2 separate regions of the Mus musculus genome follow, and region 2 is linked to region 1. The links are chromatin loops, found by intact Hi-C in ENCODE. Cell type or tissue: gastrocnemius. All regions are shown on one strand. Each heading gives the region's core, and the rest is flanking DNA. Links, peaks and the distances in the headings are about the cores only.

The links. A loop is a pair of places that touch in the nucleus more often than their neighbours do. Peaks named below come from ENCODE experiments on the same cell type or tissue, not always from the same donor. Only the 100,000 strongest peaks of a DNase experiment are listed, where the experiment ranks them.
Region 2: a loop joins it to region 1, with 5 times the contacts of the local background. A loop is called at or near these places in 2 of 42 quality-filtered maps.

Annotation. Positions count from the first base shown.
Region 1 is chr11:106,387,864-106,396,192 of GRCm38, forward strand. It overlaps a transcript of Icam2 not described here. Among named protein-coding and RNA genes, the nearest start is that of Icam2, 9.2 kb to the left of the region's middle. In gastrocnemius, for the core only: a CTCF peak has its summit at 4,175 (motif pointing left); a DNase peak (open chromatin) is centred at 4,163; H3K27ac peaks cover 2,508 bases.
Region 2 is chr11:106,252,254-106,260,582 of GRCm38, forward strand. Ftsj3 (FtsJ RNA methyltransferase homolog 3 (E. coli)) reads right to left here and starts at 3,831. Exons shown (of 21, transcript NM_025310.3): 1 at 3,508-3,831; 2 at 3,332-3,424; 3 at 3,067-3,172; 4 at 2,533-2,579; 5 at 2,354-2,433; 6 at 1,509-1,608; 7 at 1,229-1,423; 8 at 1,036-1,151; 9 at 828-932; 10 at 647-747; 11 at 413-493; 12 at 175-324; 13 at 1-85. The coding sequence starts at 3,398. Psmc5 (protease (prosome, macropain) 26S subunit, ATPase 5) reads left to right here and starts at 3,932. Exons shown (of 11, transcript NM_008950.1): 1 at 3,932-3,961; 2 at 4,595-4,666. The coding sequence starts at 3,938. Gm23645 (a small nuclear RNA gene) reads left to right here and starts at 7,953; the gene lies at 7,953-8,060. In gastrocnemius, for the core only: CTCF peaks have their summits at 3,975, 4,183 and 4,689; DNase peaks (open chromatin) are centred at 3,164, 3,609, 3,879 and 4,681; H3K4me3 peaks cover 2,915 bases; H3K27ac peaks cover 2,284 bases.

The DNA.
Region 1 (8,329 bases), core at 57-8,056:
TAAGGCGGGGCAGAGATGGTGGGCTGGGGACCAGAAAAACAAATGTTTAGAAACTTTTAGGGAGGTGCTCCACTGAGAAGAAGAGATCAGAATTCAGGCTTACTTAACACTCAAGAGGCCAAAAGTTCCCTGCTGCTGGGCTCCTGGGAGGGGAACTGGGGAAAGCCAGATGCTGTGACTTACCGCGTGCTGGCAATTGGGGATCCTGCCGCAATGTGGTTGTGTGTGTAAGTTTCTACCAGTTGAACTGTTAACTCTCTCAGGAGTCACGTGTTTCCTGTGCTGTGGTTTCTACACCAAATTAACATGACTTTAGCTCTACTACCGGTTTTTACTACACACTGTCCTAAAATATACCTAAGAAAATCTATCACTTTGTGGGTTTTCTTGGGGGAGGGCAGGATCCTCATCACATAGACCAGGCTAGCCCCAAATTCAGTTTTCCAGCCTCAGCCTTTTGAGGGCTAGCTAGGGTTACAGGCATGAGCCACCACACCCAACTCTTCGGTTGACTTCTCTAGGTCCTTCTGTGATGGCTTCATGTATTCAGCATCTTCAGGGTTCAGCCATGTGGCAGAACATCCTTTTCTAAGGCTGAGGACGGCTTCATTGGATACAGTGACCACCACATTTTTGTTTATCAGTTCCCTGTCCACAGCTGGACCCCTGTGATACTTGCACTTTCTAGCTGTTGTAAATATTGTTGCTATGATGTAGTATGCAAATTCCCATTGTCTTTTTAGCTTTTTTTAAAAAGATTTATTTATTATTATATATAAGTACACTGTAGCTGTCTTCAGGCACAACAGAAGAAGGCGTCAAATCTCATTACGGATGGCTGTGAGTCACCATGTGGTTGCTGGGATTTGAACTCAGGACCTTCGGAAGAGCAGTCAGTGCTCTTAGCCATCTCTCCATCACACACACCCCCATTGTCTTTTTTACAAAAACTTATTAGTGCGCATATTTATTTAGTGTGCACACGTTCATGAGTGCAGATATGTGTGCCACGAGACGCAGAGAACACGTTAGCTCTCTCTTACCATGTGGGTCCTGAGGATTGAACTCTGGTCATCGGGTTCCATATACACCGTTTTTTGCTGAGCTACCTTGTTGGTTCAAATTCCAGTTTTCAATTTGTCTTTCTCTCTGCTCTCTGGCTACCACAAAGTAAGTATTTCAACCCCCTGCCCCCCCCCCCCCCCCCCGCTCCCTGCCACAATGTTCTATGTGTCCACTGCCCAGGAACAACAGCGCCAAGTGGCCATTGCCTGAAAGAACCCTGAACTCATGACCTAAAATTCTTTAAAAGAGAGTAAGGACCTCTGGGAGATCTGTAAGTCACTCAGGGACCATCTTTGAAAGACATCGTGGGACTATGTTCCTTCCTCTTTGCGTCCCAGCTGGAAATGTGGCGGACCCCTATCCATGAATGCTTCAGCCACTGCAGAAAGGTGCGATTATATAATACTACAGAACCGTGCATTTGAAACTGGTTAAAGGGCCAGGCAAGTTCAGCTTCAGTTCTTTGGGAACACAAAGCTGTGTCAGATGGCTGCTTACTGCAAGTTACAGAAGAGCTGGAGGCTTGCTTGCTCTCCTTGATGTGCAGCAGCTTGAGGCCTTCAACGGAATAAGCCATCCGTCTCGTCTGTCCTCTGTGCTTGTAGCGGACACAGAGCACCCTCTTCTCTGGCTATGTCCTGCACTCCACTAAAAGTTCTTAGTGACTAAGAATCATCACCCAAAATTTCTTCAAGTCTGTAGCCTCAACTAGCAAGTCATTTACTCCAGCAGGGAGGTTTTGTTTTAACAAGGAGGAAGCCAGGCGCTAGGGGTGGGTCCTGGGAAACCAGCCAGCTAGGTTCACTCAAAAGCAAAGGATCTTGTCCCCATGGATCAGTTTCACAGCCTATACCGGCTAAAGCTCTGGCTCAGCAAAGTCACAAATTAGATCTTATCAGGAGTCCACAGAATGTTCAGTCTGTGAATGAATGCCAACCAAGAATGCTGGGGTCTGCTGACTCTGGAACAATTTCTCTTGGTGCTTTTGTGCCTCAATTTCTTCAAAGCAATTCCCCCCACCCCCCAACAAACGCCCTCCCCACCAGATCAGGTTTCTCTGTGTAGCCCTGGCTGCCCTGATCACTCTGTAGATCAGGCTTAGCTGAATGCAAAGATAGTCCTGCCTCTGCCTCTGGGGTACTAGGACTAAAGTCAGGCCACAATGCCTGACTTCAAATTAACTTTAAAATATCCTGCCATATGTTTTAGAGGCATCTGTTGTAGACATAAATTGGGGTAGACATCTGTATCAGTCAGCATCATATTTTTACAACAAAACACCTGAGGTATAATATATGTGGGTTTTTTCTTTTATTATGTGTATACGTCTGTGTATATCATGCAAGCCTGGTGCACATAGAGGCTAGAAGAGGGCATCAGATTCCCTGGAAATGGAGTTACAGGTAGTTGTTAGCCACCATGTCAGTGGTGGGAATTGAACCCTGGTCCTTTGGAAGAGTAGCTAATGCTCTTAACCAATTATCCATTTCTCCAGCCCTGCTGATCAAACTTAGAAAGGAAAAAAAAATATTTAGTTCAGTTTTAGAGGTTTAAAGTCCTAGATGTCGGGGAGAGGAGGCATTGGTTTAGCTTCTAGGAAGGACGGTGTATGGCAATGATGGACACATATGGTAGGAGTCACCTCTCATGACACTAAGCAAAGTCCTATAGTCTCTTTTGAGATGGGAAAGGACAGCTGGGATGTTCTCGCATATTCTCTACTCTAAACACACACTTGCACTCCACCCTGTAGAGAGCAATCGGGATATCTATGCTATCACTGGCTCAGCGTGGGCACACTGTTAATGGTTTGTTTATTCTGAGTTGATCCCCCACCCTCTTTTCCCTTGGTGGGTAGAGAAGTATCTTAATTAAGGTTTCTATTGCTGTGATGAAACACCACGACCAAAAAGCAAGTTGGGGAGGAAAGGGTTTATTCAGCGTTAACACTTCCAGATCATAATCCATCATTGGAGGAAGTCAGGACAGGAACTCAAGCAGGGCTGGAACCTGGAAGCAGGAGCTGATGCACAGGCCATGGAGGGTGTGGCTTCCTGGCTTGCTTCTCCTGGCTTGCTCAGCCTGTGTTCTTATAGAACCCAGGACCACTAGTCCAGGGATGACACCACCCACCATGGGCTGGGCCCTCCCCCACTGATCAGTAATAAAGAAAATGCCTTACAGCTGGATCTCACGGAGGCATTTTCTCAACTGAGGCTCCTTCTCTCTGATGACTCTAACTTGTGTCAAGTTGACACACAAAACCAGCCGGTGTAAGAGGTGACAGGTGTATACGTTGTTTTAGCAGAGTGAAGAAGAGCTAAGTAAATAATATCCAACGAACCACATGCAGAAAGCAGAGTAAGGTGTTGATCAGGACGGAGAAGGCTAGAGTTTCACAGTAAACTGGAAACTCATTGGCCGAGAGCCCAAATAAGAGGCTGTGGGTCAGTCTGGAATCCTGGGTTACACAGATAATTTGTAAAACCATCGAACAAGAGTTTGTAAATAGAGGCACACAACGGAGATTGGTAGCTCCAGTTGGTATCTGTGTCCTCGTAGCCTCTGTTCAAGGACACAGTGGCACCTGTACTGTTGCAGGGGTTCTTGGAATGCCCAGTTCCAGGATCACCTTCACTCTTCAAGGGACAGGGGTGGCATATATTCTGGCCAATGTTAACTTGTAATGGGAAAGCTTGTGGCTATGGGGTTATTAAAAAACCTATCAGCCGACGAAGGAGTTGGGTTTAGAAAGCTGGGTCCCTGGGGGGAAAGATGGTTCAGTGGTTAAGAGCACTCACTGGATCACAACTGTAACACTAGTCCCATTGGGATCTGACACCCTCTTCTGACCTCTGTGGTTATTTCATATATGTGGTATACAGACAAAACACCCACATACATAAAAACAAACTAAATAAAAACCGTTTGAAAAGAAAAAGGAAAGCTAGGTCTCTTTGTCTCCCTTGGTCTGGACCCCAGCCTCATTTCAGGGGAATCCCACTGCAGGGTGAGGAGTCAGATCAGCATTCAGGCTGGTCATGCGAGTGGCCACACTAAGAACAAGCCACTGCAGGAGATCTGGGGATGGACAGCACATGAGTGCCATCTAGTGGTGGAGAAAGTAAGCATCCTGCCACCACCTTCTCTAAAAGGCATGAGAATTACATCTCTGGGCTGGGTGGCTGCCCCAACGTTCCTTTGTGTTCAAAAGTGGATTGGGATGCAGACGAGTCCCTGAGAAACTGTGTTTTGAGAAAGGATTTCACCCTGTAGTCCAGGCTGGCCTGAAATTCACTGGATAGCCTAGGTAAGTTTAGACCTCATGGCAATCCTGCCTCAAGCCTCCGAAGGGTGTGAGTCACCAGGCAGTTTGGTAATCTTAGTTTTATTTATTTGTCTATGTGTTTTGTCTGCATAAGGGTATGTATACATGAGTCCAGGTGCTCACAGAAGCCAGAAGAAGGTATTGGGTCCCCCTGGAACTGGAGTTACGAGTGACTGTGGAATATGCCATGTGGGTGCTGGGAACTGAATTGGGTTCCTCTGGAAACCAGTATGCTCTCTCTCTAGGCCCCCGAGGGACTGTTTTTAAGGAGAATAATATAGACGTAAAAGAACACATCCATAAACATCCAGGAACTGAAAAGCTGAGAAGAGGACATGCAGACATGCAGGAGGTGCCTATGAGGACCAGGCTGGACTTGAACTCCTCCTGGCAATCCTCTTGCCTCAGCCTCCCCCACCCCACCCCCTTTTTTCTCCCCCCCCCCCCAGACAAGATCTTACTACACAGCCCTGGCTGACCTGGAACTGGCTATGTAGATCAGGCTGACCTTTAAACTCACAGAGATCTGCCTGCCTCTGGAGTGCTGCGATTAAAGGCAAGTATGACCACGCCCAGCCCCTTTTCTATTTCACGGCTAAATAAAACCAGTGAGCTCAACTGGAGACTAGGAGGGAGGATACACTCTTTCCTTTGGAAGAGCCCAAGACTGCATGTTTGGCAAGGGGAAAATCCAACAAGCACAGGGTTTACACAGCTTGTTTGCTTTTTTTTTTTAATTATTAACTGAATCTTTTCTTTTTATTTATCTTGTATACATGAGTACACTGTCATCGCTGTCTTTAGACACACCAGAAGAGGGCACTGGATCCTATTACAGATGGGTGTGAGCCATCACGTGGGTGCTAGGACTTGAACTCAGGACCTCTGGGAGAGCAGGCAGTGCTCTTAACCGATGAGCCATCTCTCCAGCCTGGGGTTGTTCTTTTTTTAAGCCAGTGAGCAGCTGCAAATAGAGTCATCCTTTGTGGTGGGGCCTGGCAGCAACCCTTTTGACCTCCTTGGTCGTTTACAGGGACTGTGATCTCTCACTGTGGAGGGAGAGACAGTACTGGATCCTGGCTTTCCCAGACTCCTTTGCTCCTCCCAGACTACTCACGCCTGTTACTCTGGAACTCGGTGGAGATCAGGATGGCAGTTCCTGGAAGTAGGGGCTGGGTGACTGACTGTAAGGATATCGTAGAGTTCTGAGGCATAGACCTGGCCTCCCTCCCAGTCTACTTGTCAGTCGCCTTTCTAGCTGCCCTGAGGCCAAAGGAATGAACTACTTACTTTGTAACCAGAAAACAGAGGAAGGGGAGGTGGCCAAATCCTCTTAAGGGCACACTTGGAAACTACCTAACTGTCCCCCTCCTTGCACCACCACTCACAGAATTGAGGTCTCTACCACCTCCCAGTAAGTGTCCTTCTGGGGACCAAACCTCAATAGGCTTTTTTGGGTCATGGAAGAGGTTGGTCTCCTGAGGATGTGGCTGGGTTCAAGATTTAAAACTTGAAAAGATATGACCACAAGCCTCAGGACCTTCTAGGCTCCTGAGGCATGAAGTAGGAGGGATGGTTAGCATCTCCAGTGTCTGACAAGATGTTCTGAGGCTAGTGAGGTCCTGGGGTGTGCGCTTTGTAAACAGTCCTTGACTTGGGGCAAGAGCCCTGGGAGCCTCCATGACTTCTCTAGACAGGAGGATGAGGAAGCACAGGGAGATTCTAAATGGACTGCAGGCTGCATTGGCACATCCCGTGGGGACATGGCTGTCGTGTGAGCTGCTAACATGGTCCAGGTTGGACGGTCCCTCTTCCCTAGTGCTTTTTAAAAATTAGTTATTTTATTTATTTACATTTCAAATGTTATCCCCCTTCCCAGTTTCCCCTCCACAAGCCCCCCTCCCCTCCCCCTGCCTCTATGAGGATGCTCCCCCCCCACTCCTGCCTTAGCAGCCTAGCGTTCCCCTATCAAGCCTCCACTGGACCAAGGGGCTCCCCTCCCAGTGATGCCTGATAAGGCAGTCCTCTGCTACATATCCAGCTGGAGCCATGGGTTCCCCAGTGTACTCTTCAGTTGGTGGCTGGAGTTAATCTTCTCTCTTCCCAGGTACCTTAGTCCAGAATCCTATTCACTTGGAAATCTAATTCCCACTCTGAAGTAGGTTGGTCCCAATGGGCTACCTTCCTGAAATTCAATAAAGGGCGCTTCAGGAAATTTCCTGAAACATTCCAAGGCAGTTTTTTCTTCAACAGCCCCCAAGGAGGATGTTATAGCTCTGGAGTCTACTGCAGATGCCAGCTGTTCAGGCCGAGCAGATGCTGCACCTCTGACGTGGGTGGGCCTGGCTCCTTGCTCTGAGCGGCACTCTAGTCTTTAAGAAACAAGGCAACTCCCAAATCTAAAACTACCTTTATTTGTGGTTGGCTCAGCATAAGTCGCCTTCATCAATGAGCAGAATTATAAAACTGTAAAAGAGGTAAAAAAATAGGCCGTTTAGATAATGATCCTCATATCATGAGCTTTAAAAATACACATAAAAGTTGTACAATCTGGCAGTTTATAAAATATAAAGCTAAAAAGAATATTTTAGTTTCCACAAAGAGGAGTGAATCACACAATCAGCACATATCAATTAAACAATTAACTGTCCACAGAGAAGACACATGGCACAAGATTTTTTTAAAAAATCATCTAAAAATTAACATTTTACCCAGACCAAATTATTCACCCTTTAAAGACAAGGCTACCATAAGGTGGCAGGATACAGTGTAACTTTTCCTTTTCCAGTTTTAGAATGGTCAGGGGTATTGTCCAAAATAGATCTGATGTGCTTTAAGCAAGTGCAATTGTAACCGGATATACTTCAGAGTAAAAATTAAATAAATATAAATAGATTCAATAAATATGTCATTGCAAAAAGAACTACACAAGGTCTTCGTGTTGGGATGCCACATAGCTGGCTGGTAATGCTTAGGTGAGTGGGGACTCCCCCATCACAATTTTAGGGACAACTGGGAAGGAATACTATACCCAAACACACAGGGGAACAGGAGAGATGAGGCCACAGGACTCTGGCAAGCAGTGTGGATAAGGCTGCTCTGGGGGTGGCTCAGCACAGACGGGCTTCGGAGGCTTTCTAGTAAGTACAGAAGAGACCAAAGTGCCAAGAGCAACCAGATTTACGCACGGAAATTCACTAGTTCATCATGAAAACCAAGATGGGGGGGGGGAAGGGGAGAGGAGGGGAGCAGGCACTTTGGCTTAAAAGAATTCAGACCTCAGGTAGAGGTCTGATAACCTTCAGGTGAAGCTGATGTCAGGCCCCAGATGGCCAACACCATGGCTTCCAGACAAGAGGGATGAGCAAGGACACTGCTGGAAAATCAGCCACAGAGCAGGGTGAATTTCAATGGCTCTCTCCAGGGTAGCTACTGCTTGCACTCCTGGCTCTTCCTACACCTCTGGACCATGATGATGAAGGCAGTGGTGAAAACGGAGCAGACCCAGAAGCAGACAAAAGAATCCTGGCACAGCTGGAGAGTGGGACCAAAGCCCTGCAGATGACAAGCAAGGGCCAGCACAAGACAGCTTGCAGCCAGAGATGGCTCTGCAGCAGTCACAGCAGCAACCAACAGATTAGCCTTTTACTTTGGGAAAAGGAGCTGCTACAGCTAACTGAACCGCATGCACATAAAACTTCCACAAAGTCAGGTGGACTGAGGAGAGTTTCGTGCCTATCCTCAGTTTGGTGGAAACCACTCAGCCATATCCAGTGATCTCAGACCTCCATCCTTTCTGTATTGCATCATGGGAAGAGCCTGCGGCTACTGCTGTATCAGGAGCAGGGGACACCTCTGCAATCAGAGGTTCACCTTCAGTCTCGAGATGGCCTAGTGATTTACCAAGTGACACCTATGTTCCCAAAAGTGCAAGTG
Region 2 (8,329 bases), core at 72-8,071, 140 kb before region 1:
TGCAATAGAAACCCCAGGCAGATCCATCTTCAGCTCGACACGCTCCCGCTGCTTCCTCTGCTCACGAAGCAACTTCTTCTTCTTCCTGATCAGATGTTGAGGGATTTAACCTGCTTGTCTCCAAAACTTGAGTGTCCTTTACCCTTTTCATATACTCCTCCTCAGACCCCTCACCTCTTGAGTTCTGCCACTTCTTGGGCTTTCATCTCTGCCAGAGTCCGATTAAGCTGTTCTTCCTCTCTCTCTTCTTCTTCCTCTGGCGCCTGCTTTGTCTCAGCTACTGCCTCTTCTTCATCACCTTCTTCTTCTTCTTCTGAGCTGAGGCTGGCAAACCAGTCGAAAGGTGTGTTTATTTTCCCAGACACTTGATCCCACACCCAACCCTCCCTAACCCTGGCTACCTCCTCCTTACCTGATGTCCAATGCCTTTGCTTGCTCTTTCAGCTTCTTAGCCACATATCGCCGAAGCTTTGTTCTCCAATTCAGAAGAGACCTGCCCAAGAAATACTATTACTGACTAATCTACCCCCATCTTTGTCCCTGTCTCTTCCTTAAAAGCCCACACTCCAGATTTCAGGGTTTAGCCATAAACAACAAAATCCTGGTCCCCAGAGTCCAACATCATGTTGCCCTTACACCTGTGTACCTAAGTTCCTTTCGCCCCAGCACTTTGATGTCCTGACAGCATACTCTAATGTCTTCAGTTGTAGCTGGATGCTGTGCCAACTCTTCATCATCTATTGAGATCTGTTTGTGAGGGAAGGGAATGGGATGTTGTTCTGGCCATGTTTTCAGGCCTCCCGGAGACTCTCACTCTGGGAACTCACTTCGCTGGCCTTGGAGAGGAAGTCAACAGGATTGGCAGCTCGCAAGAAGTCCGTAACTGAGGTTCGGTGATAAAGAGTAAGGTCACCTTCGGCATAGCCTTCAGCCTTAGGAAGAGAAATAAAGATAATTACTAGACAGTCGCTTCTTAGATAATCAAGTTCTCCCAGTTTCAGAATCCATTTCTTACAACAGTAACAACAAAACCACCTTTGGCTTCTTCTTTGTCACCAACTCAGTAACAGTTTTAGCCTGAACTTCAACCTCCTTAAAGGCAAACTTGGGATCAAAGAATTTAGCATCAACCTTGTCCGGAGCCAGGAATCCTAAAAGGAGAAGATAGATTAAATAAAAGTTTGCTTTCATAATTAGGTTGTGTCAAGAGGAAGGAATAACGTCTCACCTTGACAGACTACAAAGATTTCTGCAGATTCATGGCGAGAGGCTTGGGGCTTCGTGGCCTGGACACGGTGGAACAGCTGCTGGAAGATCCACAGCAAGGGCTGATAGTCTCGGGAACGAAAGACTTTTGTGATGAAACAACCACCACGGGCCAAAAAATCACAAGCCAAACGCAGAGCCATCAGAGTTAGGTGAGCTGTAGGACGGAAACAGTCAGGGAACCTCTGCAGCCTTTCGATGTGCTACCTCCACCCTCACCTCCAAGCCCACATTCCCTGTACCTTGGGAGTAAGCGTCATGGACCCAACTAGCCCCCACATTGGGAGCCCCATCATTGAGCACAACATCAACTTTCCAGGTCTTCAGCTCCTTCCTCAGGGCCTAATGAAAGTAAAGGGGTTCTAGCAATGGAAACACAGTAACTGCTAAGAACAGAACTCTGGTTCAGTCATCTGTCTAGTCATGCACTGAGCGCCCACCAGTGCCAACATCCTGCACCAGGTACTAGGGATGCAACAGCAACAAAAAATATACATCTTCCCCAAGCTTAGAATTAGTTCCCTGGAAAGAATTTTTCTGAAGATAGATCTCTCATCCTTCCACCAATTCACAGTACTATCCCTGCCAGGCACGGTGGCACTCGACTGCAATCCCAGAGGCAGAGGGAGAGAGACTGCAAGATCAAGGCCAAACTAGGCTATGTACTCAGCTCCACATCAGTGTGGGCTACACAGTTAGAAGCTATCCTAAAGTACACAGCAAGACTCTATCTCAGGGAAAAACAAAAACACTTGATTGTAAATAAAGATGGAAATGTACACAAGGATTGTCAGTCTTTTTGGCCACGTGCTTGAAACCATGGTAAATTGGGAAGTGTTTCATTCACTCTTCAGAGGCAATGACAGCCAGGCACTAGTGGCACACCCCTTTAATCCCAGCACTTGGGAGGCAGAGGCAGGCAGATTTCTGAGTTCAAGGCCAGCCTGGTCTACAGAGTGAGTTCCAGGACAGCCAGGGCTACACAGAGAAACCCTGTCTCGAAAGACCACACACACTAAATAAATAAATAAGTAGGCAATGACACCAGCACATAAAGAGGAAAGAAAAGAAGGAGAGGTCTTATTACCTGCCTACAGCGTTCTGTTGTGATATCCTCCTGGAGAGTCACCACATTGGGGAGAGGCTTGATTGGAACGAGGTCCACTCCTAAAAGATGTTAACTCAGTATTACAGGGTGGAGGAAGATGTAGGACAAAATTAGTACCTAACCCACCCCTCCCCCTCAAATACCCAAGAGTCACCCACCTACAATAAGACTGGATACAGGCATAAACTTGGCAGCCACCTGCAGCCTGTGAAAGAGACAGATTTAAATACCTTTCATCCTCCCTTGGCAAGGTGACTTCTCATCCCCTTAAGAGGCACCTGTTAAGTGTAGTGGCCAAATGTCTATGCATACATTCAAGAAGCAACCTGCTGGGCATGGCAACACAGGGCTGCATTACCAGCCACTAAGGAGGGCAAGAGATTAAGACCAAAAGTTCAAGGCCATCCTTGGCAATTTTTCAGCGTCCCTGTCTCAAAATAAAGCAATTGGAGATATAACTCGGTGGTGGAGGGGCTGCCTAGCATGAGTTAAGTCCTTAGCATGAGTTAAGTCCTTAGGTTCAGTACCACAAGAGGGGGAAAATGACGCTCCCTTCCAAAATTTGAGAGAGACACATACTATGGAATATTTAATCTGAATTGTGTAATCGGATTCCCATCCTCCCCGAAAAGCAACTCAAAGCCAACCAGTGCCAGGAACGTGTCATCATAGCAGCCCCTGCCAAACGTTACCATCCGCCAGGCGCAGCACACAGGTCCAACAAGGCCCGGGCTTTCTGCAGGAACTGAAAGCGGCGATTGAGCTGGATCAGTTTGAAGGCAGAGCGCGAACGATAACCTGGATCGTGGAGAGTGGGTGTATAAGGCAATACCGTCTACGGAGGCCTTTCCCAGGAGGAAAGCCTCACAATCCCATAACCCCCTCGAAGGAAAAGGAACTCGGGACTAGAAGAAGCGAAAAGACGGGGATGTTGTTCCTCAGCGCGAACCCACTCACCAGTCTCCTTGGCCAAGTGATAGAACTTGTCCCGCCGGCTCTTGCCTACTTTGCCTTTCTTGCCCATGGCGGGATGGGGGAGTATCACTCACTCTGGGGAGAAAGAAAAAGGTGAGATCGTCTTTCCGAGCACTGGATCTCGCTTCGGTTCCTCAGGCGGTGGAGCAATCACTTACCCAGACGTTAGATAGCCCTTAACTCCGCAGGTTTTCAACTCTTAGGAAGCAGCACATGTAGGCAGTAATCGTACTTCCGCTTCTGCGCGCGTTTCCTACATTCCTGGCGTCATGATTTCCGCCATTTTGAGTGTGGCCAAAATTTTTTTGTCAGCAGGCCTTACAAGTTAAAAGTAGAGGCTAGGAAGTAGAGTGCAATAACTCGTATCCTAAACGCTAGGAAGCATCAACCAGAAGTTCTATATCTCTTCACAAAACTAGTGACCTCCAGTAGAGCCTCTACTAATACAGCCACTGTGTTTGTATCGCCACACACCCCGCCCATTGACCCGGAACTGTTCTCGGTGGTGACCCAGGGCGCATGCTTTCGCCTCCGCGCCTGCGCGATAGAGTGACTTGGATGCCGGCGATCCCTGCCGAGAGAGGGAAGATGGCGCTTGATGGGCCAGAGCAGGTAAGGATTCTGCCGCGGCGGCTGGGCGGCATCCAAGCTGAGTGTGGAGTGCACAAAATCTGAAGTGAGGGGTGGCCACGAGCGAGAGGGTCCAGTGGATCAGGGGTGGGTGGATCACGTCAGACCGGACTCTGCCTGGGACTGGATCTGCTGTGTCAGCGCCGCCCTGAGGAAAGCAGGACAGGGGTGGGTGGAAACTGAATGAAGCTGGCAAGCCGGAATGGCCTGGGCTTCGACCTGGACTTGGTCCCTCTGTTCTGCCTTTGTCTGTAGTAGTTAAACCCTGGGGATGTGTAGCTCTAGCCACAGGGCAGTGCGCTCGGTGGGTATATGGCCCCTTGAGACTCCTAAAAGTCCTCGAAGGTAGGCGGTAATTGCATCCTTGTAGTGGATTCAGAAATGAAGGCTTAGAACCAAGAACTAAGCCTCCGAAGTTCAAACACACAGACCTCGCCCATCGAGATACCAGTTTCTGAGGAAAAGGGAATGGTATTTTCCTGACCTTGTTTCTTAAGCTATATGGTAGAGTGCCTCGAAAATACTTTGGCTTTACCCTTTAGTACTTTATGCCTTTTCTTTTTCTTTTCTTTTCTTTTCTTCTTTTTTTTTTTTAACACTTACACTTGTCTTCAGATGGAACTGGAAGAGGGGAAGGCAGGCAGTGGACTCCGTCAATATTATCTGTCCAAGATTGAAGAACTCCAGGTGAGTACAGACAGCAAAGGGAGCTAGTGGAGGACGGGAGCTGGTAGGTGCAGATTTCTCTGTGTCCTTTTTCCACTGGGAGTGCAGCAAAGAGTTCTTTTCCAATGTTGTTCGTTTGCAGCTCTTTGCTTGTCTGTTTCTTATGTGTATATGTATATATGCCTGCGTAAGCTTATGTGTATCACATATATACAGATGTCTGTGCAAGTCAGAAGAGGGCAGTGGATCCCCTGAAACTTGAGTTACGTACAAATAGTTATGAGCTACTACAGGTGCTGAGAACTAAACCCAGGCCCTCTGCAAAAGCAGTAAGAAACCCTCTTGACTGCTGAGCCATCTCTCCAGCTCCTTTGTAGTCAGGAGGTACCAAGCTGTGTAAGGTAGATTGATAATCTCTTTGATGGGAATAGTGTTTAGTTAGGATTTTTTGTTTGTGTGCTTGCTTGCTTGCTTTTCCAGGTTTTTCGTTTTATGTGTTTGGGTGTTTTGCTTGCATCCAATGTCTGTGCCCTACATTTGCCTGTGAAGGCCAGAAGACAGTGTAGGATGCCCTAGAAGTGGAGTTATAGAAAGTTGTGAGCGGCCATGTGGGTGCTGGGAATCGAACCCAGGTTCTCTAGAGGAGCGGCTGGCTCATTTATCCACCTCTCCGGGCCCAAGAGTCAAATATTACACCTGTAAGGTTGCCACTCCAGAGCCGAGGCAGGAGCAGTGTTTTGAGTTTGAAGCCAGTCTGGATTACGTACAGCCCTGTCTGGAAAACAAAACCACCTACAGAGGAACCACTGGCCAAAGGTGGGAGTGGGAGCGAGAATGGGTTTGGGAGGGAAGCCGCAGAGAGAATGCCTGAACCTCAGGCACATTTGCAGTTCTTCCGTTTAGTTTACTTTTTCTTCTTTAGACAAATGTCTCACCATGTACCCGCAACTGACCCACAACTCCCCATGTAGACCAGGCTGGACTCAGTCTCAGAATTCGCCTGCCTCCCAGGTGCTGGGATAAAAGCATGAGCCTCCACACCCAGTATGGTTTTTATCCCTTTTTAATGCTTCTCTATGTGATTTCATCCCTCCTGGGTCTGAAATGAAGCAGGAGAGTGGATGCTGTTGTCTGTCTTCTGTTGTCTTGCCTTTGTCTTATTTTTGTTTATTTAATGGATTTGTTAAAATAGAATCTCATTGTATAGCCCAGACTGGTCTGACACTCTCCAGCTCCCAGCCTCAGCCTCATTAGGGTTGGAATTACGAGCCTGTGTCATCATGCCTACCTATTAGACTAACTGTTTTTCCTAATTTTTGGGTTTTTTTTTTTTTGTTTTGTTTTTTCCTAATTTTATATTTTGAAATCCTTATCACCACCACCACCCTAAATACTTAAATACAACCTGTTCAGTCTATATAATGTTACCTGTATGTATATGCTCACTTGGTATTGGATAACCAAATGGGGGTTCCTCCTTGGAGAAGTCTGTTGTCCTCTTAGCATTCCTCAGGAGCCCTTAATTCTTTGTCTAGGGTTGAGGCGCCATGAATGAACCTCTCCCCTCCGGGTTAGCAAGCAAGCCCGTTGGTGTCATCAATGCTCAGGACTTAATTTAAGCAGCCATATTGATGAGATTTCATGAGTGTGGCCTCTGACATTTCTAAGAGACAGTCTCCCAGCAGACTTTTGTCTCTCTGGCTCCTGGAATCTTGGAGCTCCGAGCCTTAGGTGTAGGGGTTGCGTTGTACGTGCGTCAGTTGGGACCCGGCACTGCTGAGTCTCGGTCTCTACATTTTGATCAGTTGTGGTTGTCTGTAATTGTCTCCGTTTGCTGCCAAGAGAAGTTTCTTGAGAAGGGATTAGAACTACATTTGTCTATAGTAAATGCACTGCAGTTAGGAATGATGCAGGTAAAGTGGTGATTGTAGGTTCTCCAAGATCCATAACTTAACTAGCCCAGGGTAGTTGGCTATGTTTCTAATACCAGGTGTGGTTTTCCTCCTGTTAAGCAGGCTGCAAGTCCAATTTGAGAACTGTTGGGCGCCACCACAGTAATCGCGGTTCATAGGCATCGTAGCTGAAGAGAACTGTTGGTTGCTCGCCCCCCCCCCCCTCCTGCCCCCGAGAAGCTTGTGTGGCGCCTTAGGGAAAAGGCAGCCAAATCAAGTGCTCTGGGTCCTGTGTGTGAAGTTGAACGGTGCCTTCAGCAATGGAGTCGTGCTTCACTCCTCGGGAGGAGGGGGCACCACGAGCAATAGAAATTGCCTGTGTTTTAGGTGGCTTCTCAGACGTGGTGGGTTTTTATTAACCAGTCCTGAATGGAGCATTATCAATCCAGATGGGAAAATTGCATTTAACTACAAGTATATCCACAGCTTATATGCATTATATATTATGTAGATAGTAATGCCTTGATGACTTTCAAACGTCCTTACTATCTCACCTTGCTCTTTCCTCCTGTATTTCTCTTCTTCCTGCTCTCTAATTAAAGTTCCCCCCGTTCTCACTTTCCCTACAAATCACTTACACCCGTCTGTTACACATCCACACACACACACACACACACACACACACACACCCACCATGGTTTGTGTGTCACTTCCCTGGTTTCTGCAGTCACTCCAGGCTATATACATACTTCAGAAGATTTGCAGCTTGGAACTGACTTCCCTTTAACTCACAGCAATTGGGCCAGAACTCAGGCTTCTCACTCCAGGACCTTCCCACCATACCATGTTACCTCTCCAGAGGCTACTCCTATGAGCAAAATAGTTTCTCTCCATTAGATTTTGTTCTTCCTGGACCAGTAGTGGTGGGCCTTTTGTGATACTTGCCTAGGGCTCATTAGGAAATCCTTTTTTTGTTTTAATTAATTTATTTTATTTATATGAGTACACTGTAGTTGTCTTCAGACACACCAGAAGAGGGCATCAGATCCCATTACAGATGGTTGTGAGCCACCATGTGGTTGCTGGGAATTGAACTCAGGACCTCTGGAAGAGCAGTCAGTGCTCTTAACCACTGAGCCATCTCTCCAGTCTCTCTTGTTAAGAAATCTTAGAGAGGACAGGGTCTTCAGATACTGCTGGAGAAGCTAAAGAAGCAACTTAAACCTGCCTTTAAGAGTCTCAGCAGCCGGGGGTGGTGGCGCACGCCTTTAATCCCAACACTTGGGAGGCAGAGGCAGGCGGATTTCTGAGTTCAAGGCCAGCCTGGTCTACAAAGTGAGTTCCAGGACATCCAGGGCTACACAGAGAAACCCTGTCTTGAAAAACCAAAAAAAAAAAAAAAAAGTCTCAGCCAAGTGCTCGCTTCGGCAGCACATACACTAAAAATTGGAATGATGCAGAGAAGATTAGCATGACCCCTGCACAAGGATGACACACAAATTCGTGAAGCATTCCATATTTTTATATGTAGCAGAAGATGGCCTAGTCGGCCATCATTGGGAAGAGAGGCCCCTTGGTCTTGCAAACGTTATATGCCTCAGTACAGGGGAACACCAGGGCCAAGAAGTGGAAGTGGGTGGGTAGGGGAACAGGGTAGGGGGAGGGCATAGGGGACTTACAGGATAGCATTTGAAATGTAAATGAAGGAAATACCTAATAAAAAATTGGAAAAAGTTAAAAAAAAAAAAAAGATGTTACTGGTCAGCTGTTTCTACCCCTATGCCTTTGTTTT